2 separate regions of the Homo sapiens genome follow, and region 2 is linked to region 1. Evidence: chromatin loops called from intact Hi-C (ENCODE). Cell type or tissue: HepG2. All regions are shown on one strand. Links, peaks and the distances in the headings refer to the core of each region. The heading gives the core; the rest is flanking DNA. Region 1 holds the start of LOC105370453 (a long non-coding RNA gene). Region 2 overlaps LINC00609 (long intergenic non-protein coding RNA 609).

Region 1 (2,909 bases), core at 254-2,753:
CAATTCAGGATGAGATCATGTGCCTGAGTTTGTAGATCACAAAAGTCGCTAATAGAAGGAGTTATTCCTTCTGATTCTGTATTTTGGATTTAGAGAAACTGTGACTCTAGGCCTCTGACCTTCAACAAGAAACACTTGGGCCCCTCAGTTGCTCCCGCAGTCTCCCACAGCTAGGCACAGGCTTCTAAGCCGGGCTGAGCTGGGCTCGCGAGTGCCATCGAGGCAACCAGGCGCAGGGAGCGGAAGGCAGGAGTGTAACTGGGCGCTGGGGGGCGCTGCTCCGCAACCCCAAGATCCGAGGAATGCCTCCGGGGGATGATTTCTCTGGAGGGGTCTCGCAGGGCCCCCTCTGCGCTGCTTTCTCAGGCACCAGAACCGAAATCCTCGGGAGGGACCGCGGGAGCCCGGGGCGTGCAGACAGGCGGCTTTCACAGACGCAGCGGGAGGAAGGATCCCTCTACTGCTCCCTTTCCCGATTTGACCGTCTAGGGCCTTTGAGAGGACTTTCCTTTTGGGAAAGCTTTTCTCAATTCGTGGCCTGTGGGCAGGCTGGGGGGTGGGGCGCCAAGTCATCCGAGCGCGGCTTCTGCTTCTCCCTTTCCCTCACAGGCATGCTCTACGGAGGGTATGGGAGGCGAGGGCGCGTCTATGAGGGCCAGAGTCCGCGAAGAGAGTCCGGCCCTTAGGCCTTTGGTGTTGAAGAATCTGCTCCTCTGTCGGGTCAAGCCCCACTAGAAGTTAACACCTGTGGTCTCCAAACTTGCCTATTTTCCTGTCACGCAGTTCAAGCCAAGATTCAACTCGTCTTGAATTTTTGTATTTAGAGCCCCTACCTTCTCCACCGACTCCAGGGGCGCCCTCTGGCGGGAAGGGGCCTGGGGTAGGAGGGAACCTGAGGGAGCGGGTTACAAAGCAGAGAACAGCGGGAGCTCAGCAGCTCCCTTTGAATTGCGAGGAAACCAAGACGGAGACGGGAGGTAGGAGCACGGGCCTGAAGCGGTCAGCCGACCCTGTGAGGCCCGCGCTGCCGTGCTACGCCGCGAATCCGCCAGACGCCCCCGTCGGAAGGGGCAGGGACACCCTCGGGGGCGCTCTAGGGTTCGTGCTGCGCTAAGGTAAGTTTCGCAGCTGCTCCTGATAATTAAAGGACAGATTCCCGAAGCATCCTTGTGGCGGCGCGGCTGTTTTCGCCCCAGGACCTGTGCAGCCTCATTCAGCTTTAGGTAGTCGAAACCTATAGCTCTTTCTGCCCTCTGTTCCCCAACAAATCTCAGTCCCAACAGTGGGAGCCCGTGGGCCTTGGGTGTTCGAGTTTCCCGCGGGCTTGCCAGCAGCGCTGGGGTTCCCTCCTCCGCTCCTTTCCTCCTCTCCAACCTCCCACCACAGCCCGTCTCCCCCACATCCCCAACACTTGTCCCAGGCAGTTTCCGGTGGCCGCAGTATCGACCCCAGGCCATTGGGGTGGGTGTGAGGGAAGGGTGGAGGGGGAATCTCCGAGGCCCAATGTTTTCTGGGACTTGAGGGAGGCTGAATTCTCCCTCGCTGCCTAGGACTTGGGGTCTGAAGGTTGCAGACCGAGGCGATCCGCAGCGCCCTCTTCCGGCGGCCGTCTGGAGAACTGCAGCTTTAGAGCGGTCTCGGGGAAGCTTTGCTACTAGTTTCCGGCTAGGGAAAACTGGTGGTGGTCGGAGACTGGTAGTACATCATCCACGCATTCGCTCATTCTAACTGTCCGCCCGACCATACGTCAGGCTGTCTATCGGTCCACCCAAAGCCAATATAAGTTATGATTGACTCTTTGAATCACCCAGTCTCCTTGCACCTGCTATTTGAAAGAGCCCAGGTGTAGATCAGGGCTTGGAAGCTGCTCTTGTACCTAAAACCCTCTTTTAATTATGCTTTGCTTCGGAATTTTGTTATGCGAATGTCCTGTCCAAGTCAGAGGGCATTTGGAGGCATATTTGGTGACCAATGGAGTAGCTTGCACTTTCTGCATGTCCTTTCTGGAGGAGGCAGTGGCCCTATTAGCTTGACAGCCTGACACAAGGGGGTTCTGCCTTGTGTTGCAGCAGTAGGAGCATAACCTTTAGAAAATATTGGAGTAGGAAAACTTCTGGGACTAGCTACACTCGATGGGTGCCTTCCAGCTCTCCAATCTACGGTACCAACTCACTCAGGCAGGCTTTCCCCCAAATTATTCCCCCTTCTTTGGACTCTGGTCAAAACCAGATCCTCTCCACCCTCCCAAACCCATCCCAGCCAATATGCCCATGTTACTCTGCTATTCTTTTTCACTTAGCCAGAAAAATCATTCTTTCCAGCCCCACAACTAAGTCATATCCTTCTCTTTAAAAATCCAATTGCCTCTTCTGACAACTAAATGCCTGACACATAGTGGGAGCTCAATATATGTGTGCAGAATAAATGGATGAATCTCTATTACACTTTTCTGTTACATTGATAAGCAATTTCTTAATTGAGTGATTTCCTAATTGCCATGTGTTTGTGTTCTTTTTAGGCAGACCGTAAGCTCCTTATTTTCTGTTTTTTGTTGTTTTGTTTTTTCCCCCCAAGACAGGGTCTCTCTCTGTTGCCCAGGCCAGAGTATAGCGGTGTAATCATAGCTCACTGCCACCTCAAACTCCTAGGCTCAAGCAATCCTCCCTGCTCGGTCTCCCAAAGTGCTGGAATTACGGGCATGAGCCATCGTGCCCGTCCAGCTCCTTGATTTTAACAGCCATCTCAAAAACACTTAGACATGTTCCTAGAAATGTGCCCAGTGCTCTGAGGCATTTGATAATGTTAATCACCCCTTTCTAAAATTCTCTCATTGGCTGCAGAGTCACCACTCTATCATGGTTCTCTTCCTCCATCTCTGGACATTTCTTCTCAGAGACTAGGGTTGAATT
Region 2 (2,909 bases), core at 143-2,642, 420 kb before region 1:
TTGGAACCCATCTGCTGCTGTTGCAGAAAGTACTTGGCCAAAGTTGCAGTTTGGAAAGAGATGGAGGAAAATGGACAAGGGAGCACTTCTCAGAGTGCAAGCTTAGGCTCCATACAAGGAGCTTTCCCTTCCTACAGGATGGGTAGTGGAATGGCCTCACAATTTTTACCAATTTTTTTTTAGAATTGCTGTGGACCAGAAAATGCTGTATATGTCCTATTATTTCCCATTAATTTTTTTTTCTTTTTTGAGAGGGAGTTTCGCTTTTGTCACCAGGCTGGAGTGTAATGACGCAATCTCGGCTCACCGCAACCTCTGCCTCCTGGGTTCAAGCCATTCTCCTGCCTCAGCCTCCTGAGCAGCTGGGATTACAGGTGTGCACCACCAAGCCCAGCTAATTTTTGTATTTTCAGTAGAGATGGGGTTTCACCACGTTGGCCAGTCTGGGCTCGAAATCCTGGCCTCAAGTGATCCGCCTGCCTCTGCCTCCCAAAGTGCTGGCATCACAGGCATGAGCCACCGCCACCAGCCTATTTCCCATTTTAAATAGTAACATTATCGTGAGTATCCTGTCCTTGTTTCTCTATTGTATAGTAAGTGCGGTGAAAGCAGGGAACTTGTCTTTTTTAATTCATAGGTTATCAGACCAAGGGGAGCACCCAGGAAAAGACTGAACACCAACTGGAGAGCCTAGATTTTAAGCTGGTTGCAGTAATTGGCTGAGACTTTAGGTTTTTTCTTTGGGTTGGAGAGTTTTAAGTGTAGAAAGAAGAATGAAATATTTTAGTGACCAGAAGGGCAGAGAAAAATCCTGCCCATTCACCACACTGTTTTTTCTCTCTAGACAGGAAGTTATTTAGATCACTTTCAGTCTGACATTTTAATAAAAAAGGCTGAAACTGGAGTTATGGTTGTGGATGAGATGGAGTAAACATGTTTCACCTTTTCTCTCCCACTGAATATAACTATAAAACCCAAATAGAATGCATGATGGCAATTATTGGAAGATTCTGGAAAGTAAATAGGAGCAGGCAGATTGGAACAAAACAGAATTTGAAGCATAATCTAATTTGTGGTGAATTTACTATTTTCGATCTTCGATGTACCCCAACTTGAACTCAATGTGCCTGTTAACCTGGAAGTGAGCACTATAGTTCAGATGGGAAAGGGTTTCAGGAGAAGCCTCTGTCCTTGGTTTGAAGCCTAGGAAAGGAAGCCCCTAATGCTCAGGGAGAATGTGAAAATGCCCTCATTCCTGTTTTCCTATCTTTTCTTTTCTTCATTCTTTTATTTCCTAGCCCACTCAAGCAATTCTGAATGGTAGCAGTGGCAGCAGCTATGAAAACCCCAAAAGCCAAAACTCTGAGGAAGAGGACCACTCCTTTCCATTTGGTGGAGCTGTTGTTCCAAGACAGTGGGACAAACCCCTGTTGATTCCCTGCCTCTGTTCTTCTGCTTTGGCCAGGACACAGGTTTAGTCATGAAAGTGTGTGACACAGAGTGTGACACAGCAGGGTAACTAGAACTCCAAGTGTTTGTCTAGTGGACCATGTAGGGGAGGCCCAGGGAACGGGAAAGTACTGGAGAGATCTTGGGAAGGGAGGGGCTTGTGAAATCAACCCTATAAAGTTGTTCATGAGCACCAAGCTCACCTTTAAGCTGCACAAATATAGGTCTGATCCTCATTTGCATACCAAAGACTTTGAGAACTGAACTAATAGACTGTCCAAGTCTCAGACTGACCATTTGGCAGTACACACTTAGGAAAGATCCAAAAAGCATGACAGAAGCTTTGAAAATTGAACTGACTTTGGCATCACAGTCTATAGAGAGTGTACTGAAACTTGTAGCTTGTACATACTCAGTCAATTGCCTGCCAAAACCAAATATCAATATTCTCCACAGAACTTAAACAAGACCCAGAGTGCCATGATATAATATTCAAAGTGTCTAGAATGTAATCCAAAATTACTTAGTGTACAAAGAACCACAAAAATCTTGACTCACATGGAAAAAGACAACCAATATATGTTAATACCAAAAGTATACAGACATTAGAGTTGTCTGACAAAGACTCTAAAGCAGTTATTTCAACAATTTTTGAAGGAACAGTCGTGCTCTTGCAACAACAGTTAAATTAGAAAGCCTCAGCAAAGAAATTGATAATATAAACAAAAACAAAATGGAAATTTTAGAATTAAAAAATACAATTACCAAAAAAATTAAAAGGCTTTCTGGATAGACTTAATAACAAAATGGAGATGAAAGAAGAATCAGTGAACTTGAAGATAGATCAATAGAGATTACTGGATCTGAAAAAGATTTTTGAACAACTGGAAAAAGAATTAGTAGAGCTTCAGGGACCTGTGGAGCAATAAAAAAAATCGAATTTTCTGATCTTCAGAGTCTCATAAAGAAAGGGAAAAATGCAATGCTGAAAAACATTTGAAAAAATAATGCCCCAAATCTTGCAAGTTTGTTAAAAGACAAAAACTTACTTAAGTTTATACTTATTAAGAAGTTGAGCAAACCTCATACAGTATAAACTCAAAGAAATCCATGTGCAGAGACATTGTAATCAGACTGCTGAAGTCTTAAAACAGCCAGATTAAAATAATGCATTAACATGTAGGGGAATGATTATTTGAATGACTGGATTTGTCATCAGAAAGCAAGGAGGCAGGGAGGAGGAGGCACAATATTTTTAAAGTACTGAAAGAAAAGAAGCGTCAACCTAGAATTTTGTTTCTAGCTAAAATATTCTTCAGGATTAATGGTGAAATGAAAATTTCTCAGATGAAGAAAAAAAGAGTTTATAGGCAGAAGACCTATTCTAAAAGGATTGCTAAAGGAAGCTTTTCAAACAAAAGTGAAAGGATACTGAAAGGAAAGGTAGAACATCAGGAATT

What was found. Peaks named below come from ENCODE experiments on the same cell type or tissue, not always from the same donor. Only the 100,000 strongest peaks of a DNase experiment are listed, where the experiment ranks them.
Region 2: it touches region 1 in a loop (2.3-fold over the local background); 2 of 110 quality-filtered maps call a loop at or near these places.

The regions. Positions count from the first base shown.
Region 1 is chr14:36,524,094-36,527,002 of GRCh38, forward strand. It overlaps LOC105370453 (a long non-coding RNA gene), which reads left to right and starts at 596. Exons shown (of 3, transcript XR_001750715.2): 1 at 596-1,115. RefSeq lists an enhancer at 773-1,711. In HepG2, for the core only: CTCF peaks have their summits at 268 (motif pointing right), 853 (motif pointing left), 1,149 and 1,588 (motif pointing left); a DNase peak (open chromatin) is centred at 1,638; H3K27me3 peaks cover 2,444 bases.
Region 2 is chr14:36,104,153-36,107,061 of GRCh38, forward strand. All of the region lies in intron 1 of LINC00609 (long intergenic non-protein coding RNA 609), which reads left to right. Among named protein-coding and RNA genes, the nearest start is that of LINC00609, 35 kb to the left of the region's middle. In HepG2, for the core only: a CTCF peak has its summit at 1,408; no DNase peak of the experiment used is centred there.